Linked DNA regions of Homo sapiens: region 1 is linked to region 2. A link is an interaction called in ENCODE POLR2A ChIA-PET data of the cell type or tissue named here. Cell type or tissue: Panc1. All regions are shown on one strand. Each heading gives the region's core, and the rest is flanking DNA. Links, peaks and the distances in the headings are about the cores only. Region 1 overlaps ST6GAL1 (ST6 beta-galactoside alpha-2,6-sialyltransferase 1). Region 2 has its middle 22 kb from the start of ADIPOQ-AS1.

Region 1 (9,092 bases), core at 2,703-7,702, 89 kb before region 2:
GGTAATGACACCTACTTTGAAAGGGTCTTATAAGAATTAAGGCCGGGCACAGTGGCTCATGCCTGTAATCTCAGCACTTTGGGAAGCCAAACTAGGTGGATCACTTGAGGTCAGGAGTTTGAGGCCAGCCTGGCTAACATGGTGAAACCCTGTCTCTACCAAAAATGTAAAAAATAGCCGGGTGTGGGGGCACATGCCTGTAGTTCCAGCTACTTGGGAGGCTGAAGCAGGAGAAGCGCTTGAACCCGGGAGATGGAGGTTGCAGTGAGCCGAGATAGTGCCACTGCATTCCAGCCTAGGCAACAGAGCAAGACGCTATCTCAAATAAAAAAAAAAAGAATGAAATAAAATGATGTATGTAAACACCTCTAAAACAATGCTTGGTAGAAGTAGGCACTCAGTAAATGGACTTCAATCTTCAGCTACAAATTTGACCTCAATCCTCAGCTATAAATCAGACCTCAACTATCAACTCTCTGTTTCCAATTCTTACGGAGGAGGGGAAGGTTGGGGGAGGTGAATAAAAGGAGAGCGTAAACCAACTGAAGATGAGAAATCAAAGGAAAGCAAAGGAAAGACCCACAAGGTCACACCTCACTGGATGACCTTGGACAAGTCAGGTACTTTGCTGGGTCTCAGAGTTCTCTGTGGTAGGATGCAGGGAGGTGAGTTTGATCTGTGGTCTTGAAACTGTGTGCAGGAACTCTAGCGAGCCCGTGGAGACCCTGAGGGGCTGTCTTGGGGTGGGGAAGAAGGAGACCAGTGGGTCCCGAGCAGTTGCAGGCAGTTTCCTATGGGAGGCTGGGAGGCTGTCCTCAGAAGAAACAGTCCCACACTTGGTCCAGTTTGTTGTAAACTAATGCTTTCTCCGAGGTCCCCAGTTCCTCCCAGGGCCAGGATTGGGATGAGGTAAGGGAGGTCTCACCCTAGTCCCAATCGTGAGTCCCCCAGACCTCCTTCAGTGCCAGCCTCACTCACTTCTGTGGCGTTTGGCACAGCCAGCCACCCTCTCTGGAAGTCTCTCTCCACTGCCTGCCCTGGCACTGCCTTTCATGGGTACAGTGTTCTGTTTCTCTCCATCTCTTTCGCTGGATCCTCTCCTTCCTCCTGGGCAAGAGAAGTAGAACAAGAGGGAAGAAGTGGATGGGAGAGTACAAAGAGGCCATGGAAGAACACACTGTGGGGAAGTTCAGTTGTGGACAGGCAGAGGGAGACTGGTTGAACAGCAAAAGGCAGATGGCCAGGCAGGTACGAACCTCAGGGACAGAGAAGAATCACTCCCCATCACCTGGCAGAACTTTCTCTCCCCTGCACTTCTTCTTTCCTTGCCTCAATGCCCCTGTCCAAGTCAAGTCCACATCATCTAATACTAGGACCCTCACAACAGTCTCCCAACCCATCCCTTGCTTATCTTCTCACAAAAGATTAATCTCCTGAAGTCCAGCTCTGAATCATTAAGCTCCTCCTCAGACACTGAAATTGCATCTTCCATGTTTACTCCATTAAGTGCAAATGCCTCTCAGTCTAGTATACAAGGCCATACTCCCACTCACTCCCCAGCCTCCAAGCAACACCCACCGTGCACACAGGCACCCGCTTCCCTGGATTCACCCTGGCCACCGGCCCTGACGTTGCCTGCACTCCTTTCCTCCCTCAGCGCACCCTCGCCCCAATTTCACCTGTCAAATCTTTGCACTGTAAACAGCAGACCCACGCTCCTCTTTTCCAAGATCCTGCATCCAGGCCTGCCAAAGCCCAGAGCTATTTGTAGATGTTGGCGAGGACACGTCTCTCTGTCTGCTCAGTCAATAATTCACTGCAATACCAGGTATTGCAAAAGAAGGCCTTTGCCTTGCCTTCCAATAAGAGTTACAGGGTAGAAAGCAGAAACCTGCCCTGCAGCTGCCATGAACCCCACCTGAGCAGGCAAGTTAGGCTACACTTGACAGTGGAAGCTCATCAGCCACAGTGAAGCAGCCCCCACCACTTGTTTATTTATTTATTTCCCTTTGCACCCAACCCTGCTGTGGGCGCCCCCCCCCCAACCAGGCTCTCAGTAAATACTAATTGAATTAATTAATTAATTAATGAGATCTTCCTGCTGGGAGCACAGAACTAATCCCATAAAAACAAAAATAATTCTCCTGTCTTTTGCATCTAAAGCTGACCCCACTAATGACGGAAATGTTCTATAACTGGATTGTGGTGACAACTGCACAGCTCAGTAAGTTTACTAAAAAAAATCACTGAATTGTATACTTAACATGGGTTGATTTCATGGAATATAAACTGTACCTCAATAAAGTTGTCTTTAAATATCTGTATGATGATCAAAACCACCATGGTCCATGGTGGCTCACTGTTCGGCTGAGTGATAAAGTGAGTTATGAGCTAACCCAAAAATAAACAACAGAAAAGATGCTCCGGGTCTGTAAGGTGTGGGATCCAAGCTCAGTCGGTTCCTGCAGTATCGGCAGCACCTGTGGATGGTTGGATATGGGTAATCTCAAGGAACGGTCTAGGCTGTTGGAGGCGGGGTGAGGGCCCTGGGGTGGCCAGGCGCCTGGTCAGCCTATAGTCAGGATATAGCATAAAGTGGACTGATCCTACTGAATCTTCCACACTGGCCTCTCCAGTGGCCCAAAGCTAGAGAGTCAAACCCCAGGATGAAATCACTTTCCCGAGGAAGTATCTATCCACTGGCTTCCCAGGCTGTGGTTCATTCACGCAACACCACAGAGCTTCCTCCACAGCAACCCCCACAATTCACGGTTTCACATTTGATTGTGTTACTATTTAATTAGCATTTGTCTCTCTCTCTTTAGCTCACATGCTACAGGAGGTCAAGCGCCATGGCTCATGTGTTCACAGTGCCCAGCACAGAGGCAAGCACACAGTAGGTGTTCATTTAAAAAGTCGATTGAATGCTGAATGAGTGAATGGACACTCTTCGCTGACTGAACTTGGGTAAGGCACATGTCCCGTTTTCTTTCAGTGCAGCACTGCCCTACAGCTGGGTGTTCATGAAGAGGGCCTCCAGGAGAGGAGGAGAGGCAAAGAGTTAGGAGAGGGAGCCAACACTCCCTAAGACACTTCTCCACTTTGCCCTCACAACAATCTACAAACCAGCTATTATTATTGCTCTGTCTACAGGTGAGGCAACTGAGGCATTGCAATTGGAACTCAGATCTGTCAGGCTAGAAACCTCTCTTTCCCAGACACCCCTGATGGGCAAGGGTGAGATGAAGTGGATGGGAGTCTCTACAATGCAGTCAAGGTTACTGCTGCACAGGCAGGGGGTTGAAAATCTGAGGGCCAGTGCAATCATGTGCTATCCTCCAAGGTCCAGTCCCCTGTGTCATCCTCCTCCTGCCTCTTCCTGCAGTATATGTGAGCCAGCCCTGAGTGCACAGGAGACTCAGAAAACAGAAGAGGGCCGGGCGCAGTGGCTCACGCCTGTAATCCCAGCAGTTTGGAAGGCCAAGACGGGCAGATCACGTGAGGTCAGGAGTTCAAGACCAGCCTGACTAACATGGTGAAACCCTGTCTCTACTAAAAATATAAAAATTAGCTGGGCATGATGGCGGGCGCCTGCAATCCCAGCTACTCAGGAGGCTGAGGTGGGAGAATCACTTGAACCCAGGAGGCGGAGGTTGCAGTGAGCTGAGATTGTACCATTGCACTCCAGCCTGGACAACAAGAGCAAAACTCCATCTCAAAAATAAAAATAATGAATAAATAAATAGAAGGGTATCTTCCCAGCGGTGATCCAGAGCCTGAGCCCACTCACAACTGGGGAGCCCATGGCCAATGCAGGTCTCCAAAGACCTCTCCATTCCCCCTGGAAATACACTCACTTCTCAATACTCCATTTCCCATCTCAACATCCCAAACTGCTCCTGTCCCAGAGAAAGCTCATGGCAAATCCTCCTCTTCTTCCCACATGCTCCTAAGGGGAGACACCAAGGTGTTTGCCCAGCTATAGGGCAGTGCTACACTGAAATCAAACAGGGAGTATGTGCCTTACCCCAGTTCGTCAGTGAAGAGTGCCCACTCACTCATTCAGCATTCAATCAACTTTTTTAAATAAACACCTACTATGTGCATGCTTCTGTGCTGGGCACTGTGAACACATGAGCCGTGTTATGTGGCGTCATGTGTGTGCCACATGAGGTTCTATCCACCCTAGTGCAGGTAATGTACACATAGTAACAAGCAGTGGCCGGGCATGGTGGCTCACGCCTGTAATCCCAACACTTTGGGAGGCCGGGGCGGGCAGATCACAGGAGGTCAGGAGTTTGAGACCAGCCTGGTCAACATGGCAAAACCCTGTCTCTACTAAAAACACAAAAAATTAGCTGGGTGTGGTGGCCCGTGCCTGTAGTCCCAGCTACTTGGGAGGCTGAGACATGAGAATCACTTGAACCCGGGAGGTGGAGGTTGCAGTGAGATGACATCCCTCCCAGGCGCACTCCAGCCTGGGTGTCAGAGTGAGACCCTGTCTCAAAAAAAAAAAAAGAAAGTAAGAAAGTAGCAGGTAGCATAGCATAATGACTAAGAGGACAGACCTGGGTGTCCTACTCCCCAGGTTCAAATTCCAACTTACTAGCTATGAGACCTCTCTATGCCTGTTTCCTCATTTATAAAATGGAGTTATAAATTGTACCCAATTCTTAGGGTTGTCATGGGGATTAAGTGAATTAATATACATAAAACACTTAGAGCCTGGTCCATAAGAAGTGCAATATCATCATTCACTGTCATTGTTCGTTTCTTTCCCCAGTGCATTGAAGTTGCCTCTCCATCTGTAAGAGGAAAGAGTAGAAGATGCTGAGCTAGGGAAGGCTTGAGGCCATGGCAGCTGCCCTTGGCACTGTATGATCTCTAAACACTGAGAAAACAGTCCTCCTGGGCCAACTCTAGAGGTTTCTTCAACTAGGCTGCCAGTAAGTAGAGATGTTGGCACGCTGGCACCAGGGAGGAACAGGGTGGAAAGCACAGTGAAAAATCAGCACTTACAGGATGTTTGCTCATCTGTGAACAAAAACAATCCTCCCTGGAAAAATACACAGCTCTATAAAATATCACTTTTCATGGGCTACCCAGGACAATGACTAAAGATTTCCTATAACTGGTGAACTGGGCTGAAGAACAAGGAAGTCAGATTCCTGGGGCAGCTCTGAAAATGATGGGAGGGGGTTTGTCAGCACCAAATCTTCTTGCTTCCAACACTTAAGGAGTACAGGCTGTGGTCTAGATTCAGACAGCCAGACTGGGGGAGCAGAAAGAGAGGCACACAACCAGCTGTTAGGGAAACACAAATTAAGACCACAATAAGATATCACTACACATCTATTAAAACAGCTAACGTTGGGGGGGCACAGTGGCTCACGCCTATAATCCCAGCACTTCAGGAGGCCGAGGCACGTGGATCACCTGAGATCAGGAGTTCGAGACCAGACTGGCCACTGGCCAACATGGCAAAACCCCGTCTCTACTAAAGATACAAAAAAATTAGCCAGGCATGGTGGCGCACACCTGTAATCCCAGCTACTCAGGAGGCTGAGGCAGAAGAATCGCTTGAACCCGGGAGGTGGAGGTTGCAGTGAGCCAAGATAGCACCACTGCACTCCAGGCTGGGTGACAAGAGTGAAACTCCGTGTCCAAAAACAAGGGAACAGCTAAAGTTGAGAAAAAGTGACAACACCAAATGCTGGCAAGCATGTGGAGGAAGTGGATTATGTTGCTGGTGGGCATGTAAAGTGATACAGCCCCTCTAGGAAATGGTTTGGCCGTTTCTTCAAAAACAAAATAATATGCTCACCATGCAACTTAGCAATTGAACTCCTCGGCATTTATATCAGAGAAGCAAAAATTTATGTCCACACAAAAATCAGAACACAATTGTTCATAGCAGCTTAACTTGTAATAGCCAAAAACTGAAATTAAGCAAAATGCCCTTCCATAGGCAAACAATTAAACTGTGATACATGCATACCATGGAATACTATTCGGTAATTTAACAAAAAGAGCAAACTATTGATAAATTCAACAATTTTAGTAGACCTGAAGGGCATTATGATGAGTGCAAAAAAGCCAACCTCAAAAGGTTGTATATTGTATGATCCTATTTAGAGAATATTCTCCAAAGGCAAAATTATAGAAGTGAAAAACAGAGGTGGGGGCAGGGTGACAAAAAAGGGTCAGCACAAGGAAGACCTTTTTGATGATAAAATAGTTCTGTATCCACCGGGCGCAGTGGCTCACATCTATAATCCCAGCACTTTGGGAGGCTGAGGCAGGCGGAGCATGAGATCAGGAGACAGAGACCATCCTGGCTAACACAGTGAAACCTTGTCTCCACTAAAAATACAAAAAAAAAAAAAAATTTGCCGGGCGTGGTGGCAGGCACCTGTAAACCCAGCTACTTGGGAGGCTGAGGCAGGAGAACTGCTTGAACCTGGGAGGCGGTGGTTGCAGTGAGCTGAGATCGCGCCACTGCACTCCAGCCTGGGTGACAGAGTGCAACTCTGTCTTAAAAAAAAAAAAAAAAAGAAAAAGAAAAGAAAAAGAAATAGTTCTCTATCTTGATTCTAGGGATGCCTATACTAACCTACACACAAGAGAAAATGACACAAACTATACACATGTTGTACCAATCTCAGATGGCTGGTTTTGATATTGTACTATAATTATGTAAGAAGAAACAAGAAACTAAAGGAAGGATGCATCAGGAGTCTCTGTACTATCTTTTCAACTTCCTGTGCATCTACAATCGTTTCCAAATAAAAAGTTAAATAAAAAGAAAAGGCACCCAGCCAGTAAGAAAACTGGGATTCCAGTTCAGACTCTTCGCTCCAAAATCCTGGTGTTCCAACCAGGTCAAATTATTCATAGTACTGTGTGTACCACGACGTTTCCTGTTTCCATGCCTTGGCACATACGAACTTCTACTGAGGCTACCCTTCCCTCGCCTAGATAACTTTTCATTTCCTTTAAGATCCAATTCATATAGCTTCTCCTTAAGGAAGCTTCCTTGACTCCCCATCCTGAGATCACCGCTCTTCCTCTGCACTTCCTGTGCACAGCACTTATTCAACTGAATTGCAATAATTAGCTTACTTGCTTCCATCTCCTGTCATGTACAAGCCACAGAATTGGAGAACAATTTTGCAAAGCATATCCAATAAAGGACTTATCTGTAGAATATATAAGGAAACCTTACAACTCAATCATAAGAAGACAAACAACCCAATTTTCTTTAAATGGGTAAAAAAATCTAAACATTTCACCAGAGGAGCCATCCAGGTGGCAAACAAAGCACATAAAAATGAAGCTCAATATCATTAGTGTTTACGGGAATGCACAAAAAAACACAATGAGATATCACCATACACCTATTAAAATGAAAAAGATGGGCTGCGCGCTGTGGCTCACGCCTGTAATCCCAGCACTTTGTGGGGCTGAGGCGGGCAGATCACTTGAGGTCAGGAGTTCAACACCAGCCTGGCTAACATGGTGAAACCCCGTCTCTACTAAAAATACAAAAATAGGCCAGGCATGGTGGCCAGGTGCCTGTAATCCCAGCTACTCAGGAGGCTGAGGCAGGAGAATCGCTTGAACCCCGGAGGCAGAGGTTGCAGTGAGCTGAGATTGCGCCACTGCATTCCAGCCTGGCCCACAGAGTGAGAATCTGTCTCAAAAAAAAAAAAAAAAAAGAAAAAGAGAAGAAAGAAAAAAAGAAAAAGAAAAAGATAGATCATACCAAGTGTTGGCAAGGAAGTGAAGTGCCTGGAATTCTAGTACACAGCTGGTGGTGATATAAAATGGTACCCGTGCTCTAGGCAACAGTTTGGCAGCTTCTTTAAAAGTTAAACAAACGCCCACCACATGACCCAGCCACTCTACTCTTAGGAGATTACTCATGAGAAATAAATACTTATGTCCCCACAACATTTTTTTCCACAAATGATTCTAATGGCTTTATTTTAATAGTCCAAAATTTGAAACAACCTAAATGTGTGTCAACAAGTAAATGGATAAATAAATTGTGGTATATCCACAACTAGGACTACTGATACACACAACATTGATGAACAGCAAAATAATTACGCTGAATGAAAAAAAAATGCATGCTGTATAATTCCATTTACATAAAGCTCCAGAAAATGCAAACGAACCTATAGTGTGAGAAAGCAGCTTAGTCCAGTGGTTGCCTGAGGATGGAGGGCAGGAGATGGAAGGGGGCAGGAAGGAGGGATAAAGCTCGGAAGGACACTTTTAGGGGTAATCGTTATGTTCATTAGCTTAATTGTGGGGATAGTTTCATGACCGTATACATATGTCAAAACTCACCAAGTTGTACAATTTAAGTATGTGCAGGGTTTTGTCTGTCAATTACACCTCAATAAGGGTATATAAAACAAGATTAATGGGTACCATCTAATAGGCATCTACTTTGTGGGGAAAAAACTTTATATAAATAATTATTCATCTTCACTCAAGGTAGGTATTATTCGGCCCATTTTACAGATGATGAAACTGGATCAGAAAGCCGGGAGGTCATGCAGCTATGGTCAGGTCAGGCTCAGACCCAAGTCAAATGGCTTCAAAGCTGGGCCACTTTTCTCCGTACTGTGATGCCTTTCTACAGTGGCAAATTCCCAACCTGAAGCCACAGGCCATAACTCCCCGGCCTAAGCAAGACCTCAAAGAAGGCTCCAAATGAGAATGAGGGGCTGGGGCTGCAGGAGATCTCTGGCATCACTAAAATGACACCCTCTCTCTCTTGGATTGCCACTGCCACAAATACCTCCAACAGCCAAAGCCAGCCCATCCCGGGCCAGATGGGCTAAGGCAGGAAGTGGGCTGTGCCGGCTCCCCAGGACACCCTGGCCTCTACTGCCACGGTGGTTTTGTGTCAAGGACCTGACCAGACAGTCAGCAGAACAGACTCCAATTCCTCTCATGCTGCAAATAACATCCTTCCCCTTTCTGGGCCTCCATTTCCTTAAGTGAAAGACGTGATGGCTAACGATCAAGCCTTCCAAGGAGCTCTTTCGGCTGTAATTCATGTTCTGAGTGCCCTGCTG
Region 2 (9,092 bases), core at 2,449-7,448:
TTACACTTTAAAATTGTTGCCAAGCAAATGATCAGGGACTAATTTTTACTTTCAAGTTATTGGTTCAAGGACTACCTGTGGGGAAAAGCAAGAGAGATCAGATTGTCACTGTGTCTGTGTAGAAAGAAGTAGACATGGGAGACTCCATTTTGTTATGTACTAAGAAAAATTCTTCTGCCTTGAGATTCTGTGACCTTACCCCCAACCCCGTGCTCTCTGAAACATGTGCTGTGTCAAACTCAGGGTTAAATGGATTAAGGGCGGTGCAAGATGTGCTTTGTTAAACAGATGCTTGAAGGCAGCATGCTCGTTAAGAGTCATCACCACTCCCTAATCTCAAGTACCCAGGGACACAAAAACTGCGGAAGGCCGCAGGGACCTCTGCCTAAGAAAGCCAGGTATTGTCCAAGGTTTCTCCCCGTGTGATAGTCTGAAATATGGCCTCGTGGGAAGGGAAAGACCTGACCCTCCCCCAGCCCGACACCCGTAAAGGGTCTGTGCTGAGGAGGATTAGTATAAGAGGAAGGCATGCCTCTTGCAGTTGAGACAAGAGGAAGGCATCTGTCTCCTGCCCGTCCCTGGGCAATGGAATGTCTCGGTATAAAACCTGATTGTATGTTCCATCTACTGAGATAGGGAAAAACCGCCTTAGGGCTGGAGGTGGGACATGCGGGCAGCAATACTGCTTTGTAAAGCATTGAGATGTTTATGTGTATGCATATCTAAAAGCACAGCACTTAATCCTTTACCTTGTCTATGATGCAAAGACCTTTGTTCACGTGTTTGTCTGCTGACCCCCTCCCCACTATTGTCTTGTGACCCTGACACATCCCCCTCTCAGAGAAACACCCACGAATGATGAATAAATACTAAGGGAACTCAGAGGCTGGCAGGATCCTCCATATGCTGAACGCTGGTTCCCCGGGTCCCCTTATTTCTTTCTCTATACTTTGTCTCTGTGTCTTTTTCTTTTCCAAGTCTCTCGTTCCACCTTAAGAGAAACACCCACAGGTGTGGAGGGGCAACCCACCCCTTCAACTACCCACCCTGGGAAGCGGGAACCCACACCCTTGATCCCCAGGAGTACTGGGCTTGTGTTGCAAATGCTCAGGAGACTCTTTTTTTTCCTTTACCCAGACACAGGCTGAAACAAATGAGTTGCTTTGTTTTTTTTCTAGGATGAGGGTGGGAAGAGCATTGCTTTCTAGTCCACTCTTATTATGTTCTGAATTCTCACTTCATCAGGGCACAAGTTCCTTACTCCTTGCATTGTAATGTGTTAAAAGCCATGCCCCTGGGTTGCTGAGACCAAGGCCCCAAGACAGCCTTAGCCCGAGCCCATAATGATTGCTCCAGTTACCTCTCTCTCTATTTTTGGCCCCTGGTGATTTTCTTCACTTTTCTGTTAGTTCAGGTGTGCATTTAAAAGAATGTGGACGATATTTTATTCAACTCTTTCAGAGGTTTTGAAGAGGGAACTACTTTAGGTTGTCTAGTATGATGTCATTCCCTTGTTTCAAAGCTGCCAGGGCACATATTCCCCAGAATGCAGGAATTCCTGGAGGTTTGTTCTGCATCCCCACACTGAGGGGTTTCTGTGCTGGGTTGGTTGCTCTGTATCTGGCCTCTGTCTTATGGGGAGGGAATCTGCTCCACAGACAGCCCCATGAGTCGTGCTCAAGTTCATTCTTACCATGCTCAGGACAGTGACCCTGGGACCCAGTCTATGTCCACTCCTCATCAGTAATAGGAGCCCCTTACCCACCCGGACCTTTCTGATTTGAGGACTGGGTCAATAATCGTCCATAATGATTGCAACTGGAAGTTACTAATTTATTCTATGCTAGTGGGTCAATAAGGAATGGCTGTGGTCTGAGAAACTATGTGTTTCTCAGGGTGGGGGAACAGGAATTCATATGGAATTGCAAGGGACCCCAAAGAGTCAAAACAATTTTAAAGAAGAACAAAGTTGAAGGACTCATTTTCTAATTTCACAACTTACTACCAAGTTTCAGTATCAAGACAGAGTATCACTGACAAAAGGATAGACATATAGATCAATGGAATAGAACTGAGAGTCTAGAAATAGATCTCACATTTAGAGTCAATTGATTTTTAGCAGAAGTGCTAAGACAATTCAATAAATGGTGCTGAAACAATTGGATATGTACATCCAAAAGAATGAAGTTGGACTCTTACCTTATACCACACACAAAAGTTAACTCAAAATGGATTAAAGACCTAAACAGTCTCCCTCTCCCATTAAAGACCTAAACAGTCTGCCTCTGCCTCTGCCTCTGCCCCTGCCCCTGCCCCTGCCCCTGCCCCTGCCTCTGCCTCTCCCCACGGTCTCCCTCTCCCTCTCTTTCCACGGTCTCCCTCTGATGCCTAGCTGAGGCTGGACTGGACTGCTGCCATCTCGGCTCACTGCAACCTCCCTGCCTGATTCTCCTGCCTCAGCCTGCCGAGTGCCTGCGATTGCAGGCACGCGCCGCCACACCTGACTGGTTTTCGTATTTTTTTGGTGGAGACGGGGTTTCGCTGTTGGCCGGGCTGGTCTCCAGCTCCTGACCGCGAGTGATCCGCCAGCCTCGGCCTCCTGAGGTGCCAGGATTGCAGACGGAGTCTTGTTCACTCAGTGCTCAATGTTGCCCAGGCTGGAGTACAGTGGCGTGATCTCGGCTCGCTACAACCTCCACCTCCCAGCCACCTGCCTTGGCCTCCCAAAGTGCCGAGATTGCAGCCTCTGCCCAGCTGCCACGCCGTCTGGGAAGTGAGGAGCGTCTCTGCCTGGCCGCCCATCCTCTGGGATGTGAGGAGCCCCTCTGCCCCGCCGCCCCATCTGGGAGGTGAGGAGCGTCTCTGCCCGGCCGCCCCGTCTGAGAAGTGAGGAGCCCCTCCGCCCAGCAGCCACCCCGTCTGGGAAGTGAGGAGCGTCTCCGCCCGGCAGCCGCCCCGTCCGGGAGGGAGGTGGGGGTCAGCCCCCCACCCGGCCAGCCGCCCCGTCCGGGAGGTGAGGGGCGCCTCTGCCCGGCCGCCCCTACTGGGAAGTGAGGAGCCCCTCTGTCCGGCCACCACCCCGTCTGGGAGGTGAACCCAACAGCCCATTGAGAACGGGCCATGATGACAATGGCGGTTTTGTGGAATAGAAAAGGGGGAAAGGTGGGGAAAAGATTGAGAAATCGGATGGTTGCTGTGTCTGTGTAGAAAGAAGTAGACATGGGAGACTTTTCACTTTGTTCTGTACTAAGAAAAATTCTTCTGCCTTGGGATCCTGTTGATCTGTGGCCTTACCCCCAACCCTGTGCTCTCTGAAACATGTGCTGTGTCCACTCAGGGTTAAATGGATTAAGGGCGGTGCAAGATGTGCTTTGTTAAACAGATGCTTGAAGGCAGCATGCTCGTTAAGAGTCATCACCACTCCCTAGGAAAACCAGAGACCTTTGTTCTCTTGTTTATCTGCTGACCTTCCCTCCACTATTGTCCTATGACCCTGCCAAATCCCCCTCTGCAAGAAACACCCAAGAATGATCAATTAAAAAATAAAATAAAATAAAATAAAAGACCTAAACATAAGAGGTGAAACCATAAAACTCTTAGCAGGCTGGGAGTGGTGGCTGAAGCCTTGTAATCCCAGCACTTTAGGAGGTCAAGATGGGCAGATGGCTTGAGCCGAAGAGTTTGAGACCAGCCTGGGCAACGTGGCAAAACCCTGTCTCTACAAAAAATACAAAAATTAGCCTGGCGTGGTGATACACACCTGTAGTCCCAGCTACTAGGGAGGCTGAGGCAAGAGGATTGCTTGAGCCTGGGAAGACAAGGCTGCAGTGATCCGTGATCAAGCCATTGCACTCCAGCCTGGGAGACAGAGAGAGACTCTGTCTTGAAAACTAACTAAATAAACAAATAAAAGCAAGAATCTAAATTGGCACTTCTGCAAAGAAGATACACAAATGGTCAGTAACCACAAAAATAATGCTCAACATCATTAGTTCTCAAGGAACTGCAAATCAAAACCACAATCAGATATCACTTCACACCCACTAGGATGGTTATAATTTAAAAGACAGATAAGAGCAAATGTTGATGAGAATGTAGAGAAACTGAAACTCTCATGCACTGATGCCAGGAAGGTAAAATGGTACAATGCCTGGGTGACAGAGTGGAGAATCTGTCTCAAAGAAAAAGAAAAATCTTGAAATCGTGTCTTGTGACTTTGGAAAACAGCCTGGTAGTTCTTCGAAATGTTAAACATAGTTACCATTCCTAGGTGTATGTATACCCAGAGAAATGAAAATATATGCATACACAAAAACTTGTACACAAATGCTCTTAGCAGCATTATTCATAATAGTCCCAAAGTGAAAACAACCCAAATGTCCATCAACTAATGAATGGACAAATGTAATGTAGTACAGTAGTGCTTCTTCTCATCCGCAGTTTCACCTTCTGCAGTTTCAGTTACATACAGTCAATTGCATTGGGAAAATGTGAAATGAAAAACTCCAGAAATAAACAATTTATGAGTTTTAAATTGTGCAGGCCAGGTGCAGTGGCTCACTCCTGTAATCCCAGCATTTTGGGAAGCCAAGACAGGCAGATCACTTGAGGCCCAGAGTTCAAAACCAGCTTAGCCAACTTGGTGAAACCTCATCTCTACAAAATATACAAAAAGTAGCCAGGCATGGTGGCGCATGCCTGTGGTCCCAGCTGCTTGCGGGGCTGAGGCGGGAGGATTGCTTGAACCTGGGAGGCAGAGGTTGCAGTGAGCAGAGACTGAGCCACTGTGCTCCAGCCTGGGTGACAGAGTGGAAACGCTGTCTCAAAAAAAAAAAAAAAAAGTTTGAAACTGTGTCTTGTTCTGAGTAGCATGATAAAATCTTATGTCATCCCACTCCATCCTTCCCAGGAAGTGAATCATCCCTTTGTCCTGTGCATCTATGTTCTCTATAACACCATTAGTCACTTAGTAACTATCAGATTGACAGTTACAGTATCACAGTTCTTGTATTCAAGTCACCCATATTTTTCTTGATAATGGCCCTAAAGCACAAAAGCAGTGATGCTGGCATATTTTTATGAATTGTTCTATTTAGTTATTGCTGTTGTTAATATCTTACTGAGCCTAATTTATTTTTATTTCTATTTTTATCTTATAATTTATAAATTAAACTTTATCCTAAGTATCTATATATAGAAAAAAACATAGTATATATAGGATTTGGTGCTATCTGTGGTTTCAAGCATTCCCTGGAGAACTCGGAACATATGCCCCCCAGATAAGAGGAAACTACTGTGTATCCACATAAGGGAGTATTAAGCAATTGAAAGAAATAAAGTACTGGTAAATGCTATAACATGGATGAACCTTCAAAACATTATACTAAGTGAAAGAAGCCAGTCGTGAAACATCATAGTGTAATGCATTACATGAAATGTCCAGGCTAGGCAATCTATAGGAACAGAAACTAGATTAGTAAAAGCTAAGACTGGAGGATTTCAGAGGAAATGAGGAGTAGCTGCTGATAGGTATGAGGTTTCCTTTGGGGATGATAAAATTCGTCTAAAATTGGTTGTACTGATGGTTTCACAATTCTGTGAAACCCAAAAAGCATTGACTGGCAGGAGAGGGGATTCCTTTAAACGGGTGAATTGTGTGGTATGTAAACTATATTTCAATAAAGCTCTTACAAGAAAAAAAAAAGATGGCTATGACATGATTCTTGCTTTGGAAGAGCACGACTCAGACATTTTGAATCCTCTGCATTCCTATAAAAATTTCTGAATTGTTTTAGTGTCTTCCAATAAAAGAGGAAACAGCGGGTACAGAAGAGAATCAATAGAAACATCCACTAAAATATAAAAAGGATTACAAAATAAAAGAGTTTCACCAACACTCCAGGCAACGGGGCTAGAGATTAACATCAGCTCTATTTATACTGTTTGCGCATAATTGCATATGGTTACACATGCTTAAGTTGACTAAAAATTACATCTAGGCCGGGCACGATGGCTCACATCTGTAATCCCAGCACTTTGGGAGGCTGAGGTGGGCAGATCACTTGAGGTCAGGAGTTCGACGCCAGCCTGGCCAACATGGTGAAACCCCATCACTACAAAAATACAAAAACTGGCTGGGTGCGGTGGCTCATGCCTGTAATCCTGGCACTTTGGGAGGCCGAGGCTGGCGGATCACGAGGTCAGTAGTTCGAGACCAGCCTGACCAACATGGTGAAACCCCGTCTCTACTAAAAGTACAAAAATTAGCCAGGTACGGTGGCACATGCCTGTAATCCCAGCTACTCAGGAGGCTGAAGTAGGAGAATCACCTGAACCTGGGAGGCAGAGGTTGCAGTGAGCCAAGACTGCACCACTGCACTCCAGCCTGGTGACAGAGCGAGACTCCATCTCAAAAAAAAAAAAAAAAATTATCTGGGTGTGGTTGCGTGCATCTGTAATTCCAGCTACTGGGAGGCGGAGGCACAAGAATTGCTTGAACCCAGGAGGCGGAGGTTGCAGTAAGCTGAGATCGCGCCACTAGACTCCAGCCTGGGTGATGGATACTCTGACTCAAAAAAATTTAAAAAAATTATAAAAAATTACATCCAGGTCAGTGATTCTCAAACCTTGGTGTGCTTACCTGAAGAGCTTTTAAAAACACATATTGCTGGGCTCCACCCCAAAAACTTCTGATTCGATAGGTTTGGGATAGATCCCAAATTATTTGCATTTCTACAAAGTTCCCACGCTGATGCTGCTGGTCTGAGAACCGCTTGGAAAACTACTGGCTCAGATCTTTTCAAGATGTCATTCTCAGCTCATCTTCATCTCATTAGGTTAAAGAAGTCCTCTAGATGTTGGGAAAGTCAAGACGCACGAGACAGGCTTCCTGACAATGGTAGCTAACGCTCTGGCACTCAGAGAGGGCAAATCAGATGCACCAGGGCCTCTTCTACTTGTTAAAACTACATCTTACACCATGTTGCTTCCTATTATAACAGTAGCTGTTGCAATTTTGTTCATTCTGCCTCATATTGCAACAAAGAAGATTCTGGAGTAGCTTTTTTCTGTTGGCGCTTATTGAGAGTGGAGGAAAATAATGAAAGCCATCGCCCCTAATCACAAGGCATCAAAGCTGTTTTTAGGGGCATGTTTCTCAGCAAGATTTCCTCGAAGAGAAACCAAGGGCTTGGTCATCACTAGAACTTCACCTCTGAAATCTTACCTCACATCTGCAAATCATTCTCTCTCTCACTCACTCTCACTGTACCTTCTTTTTCTCTTTGCATTTCTGTTATGTTTGTTTCCTCCTTTCTACCAATCTGTTGAATCTGTGTAGGCCTCCGTGGCTGTACCCATTGTTGAATACCTAAGCTATTTTCACAGGCCTCCTAGGATCCAGCACCCTACCTGTCCAATGCTAAATTAGTGCTATAACCACCACTTTTCCAGTCCTACACCCGAGCCCTTTGTTTTACCCTCTCAATCTTCTGCCAGACTAGAGAGGGACAGTCATCATGCTGCAGGTTTAGAGTAGAATTGAAACCAACTTGTCTTTTTTAAGCCCATATTTACTCCTATTGCAAGAGATACTTGGTGCTGCCAATTCCTGAAACTTTTGTGTGTTTTGGGAAACATATATAGTACTTCTTTGCATTTTCCCTGCCAGCTTAAGAGTAACTTTTTCAGTCTGCTAAATCATTATCATTAGTTATGCCTGCAAGTTGTTATTGCCCCTGTCTACCCTCTTCTTCATTTGCTTTTGTGCAAACATTTATGCTTTTTAAAAAAATTTGCTGTTGTTTTAGTGGAGTTTGGAGAAACAGCAGAGGCAAATACATGTGTTAATTTCAGCATCTTTATCAAAAGCCTTGCATGTTTCCTCCTAGAGAGAGAGAGTGTGTGTGTGTGTGTAATGATTGTGAGATTCATCAGACTGATGTTTGTGGCTTTAGGCCATTCAATATTACTATTTTACAGTATCCTATTGTTTGACTATATAAAACTTTATTCATTCCTTTTTTGATGCACATTTGGGTTGTTTCCAAGTTTTGCTCTTACAAAACAATCTGCTATAAAAATTATTGTGTGTGTCTCCTTGTACACCTGCGTGAGAGTTTCTCTTAAAATGGTGGAAGATAGAATGGATTGTAAACTATAAGCCTCTTCAGCTCTGGCAGATAATATGAAATGGATTTCCAAAGTGATTTGATCAACTTACACTCCTACCAGCAATTAATAATGACTTTACACTTATGTTAACCCTTGGTATTATCAGATTTTTAAAATTTTTGCCAATCTAGTGGGTTTAAAAGGAACAAATGATCATTGGTGGATGCAAAAACTATTGCTTGTAAATTGCAAAAAGAAAAATGGACCACTACAATGGAGAGATCTGTCTGTCACCACCTTAGCTGAGTGACCAAATTTGACATCACTAACAATAAGACTATCTGGCATTATGGGTCCCCTGATGTAATGCAATATTAATTATCATGGATTTACCTATAGAATAATTCTTGTCAGAAATTATAACCCGAATTAATCAAGCTCCAGGAGAAGCTTCCACTTTACAAGAAGGTAAATGGGATCAAGTAGCAAGGTGACTGTTACTATGAGGAAACAGACAAAGCCAGAATACAGGACTTTCCATATCCGCTGTGATGACTTTAGAAAATCAGTATCATAAAGGAGGAAGGTAACTGTGTTAGATTAAATGAGACTAAAAGGACAAAACAAAACACACTTTTTGATTAAATCCTAATTGGGATAGAAGAGAAATTTGGCGACTGGGAAAGTTTGAGCATTGGGCAGATAAAAGATAATATTAATGAATTATTGTTAATTTATACAGGTATAAAAATGTAATAGATATTGATAAATTTAATAATTATAATAAATATAATTATAAATTTAATAGTTTTCTCCAGGGTATGTGTATATTGTTAAAATTGTACATTGTAAAAATTTCACCATATTTGCTTTAATAATGGTTAAATCTAGATAATGCAGAATGGATATAAAGAGAATAATTGTATGGTTCTATTTTTATGTCTTTTTGAAATTTTTAATTACATATCATAATATTAGAA

What was found. ChIA-PET counts read pairs that join two places held together with the same protein. Peaks named below come from ENCODE experiments on the same cell type or tissue, not always from the same donor. Only the 100,000 strongest peaks of a DNase experiment are listed, where the experiment ranks them.
Region 1: POLR2A ChIA-PET joins it to region 2 with 5 read pairs; 3 of 35 experiments call an interaction of 5 or more read pairs at or near these places.

What each region holds. Positions count from the first base shown.
Region 1 is chr3:186,967,678-186,976,769 of GRCh38, reverse strand. All of the region lies in intron 2 of ST6GAL1 (ST6 beta-galactoside alpha-2,6-sialyltransferase 1), which reads right to left. Among named protein-coding and RNA genes, the nearest start is that of ST6GAL1, 42 kb to the right of the region's middle. RefSeq lists an enhancer at 390-1,271. In Panc1, for the core only: no CTCF peak of the experiment used is centred there; a DNase peak (open chromatin) is centred at 5,090.
Region 2 is chr3:186,878,819-186,887,910 of GRCh38, reverse strand. No RefSeq gene overlaps it. Among named protein-coding and RNA genes, the nearest start is that of ADIPOQ-AS1, 22 kb to the right of the region's middle. RefSeq lists enhancers at 1-437, 438-1,401, 6,853-7,353, 7,354-7,854. In Panc1, for the core only: no CTCF peak of the experiment used is centred there; a DNase peak (open chromatin) is centred at 4,920.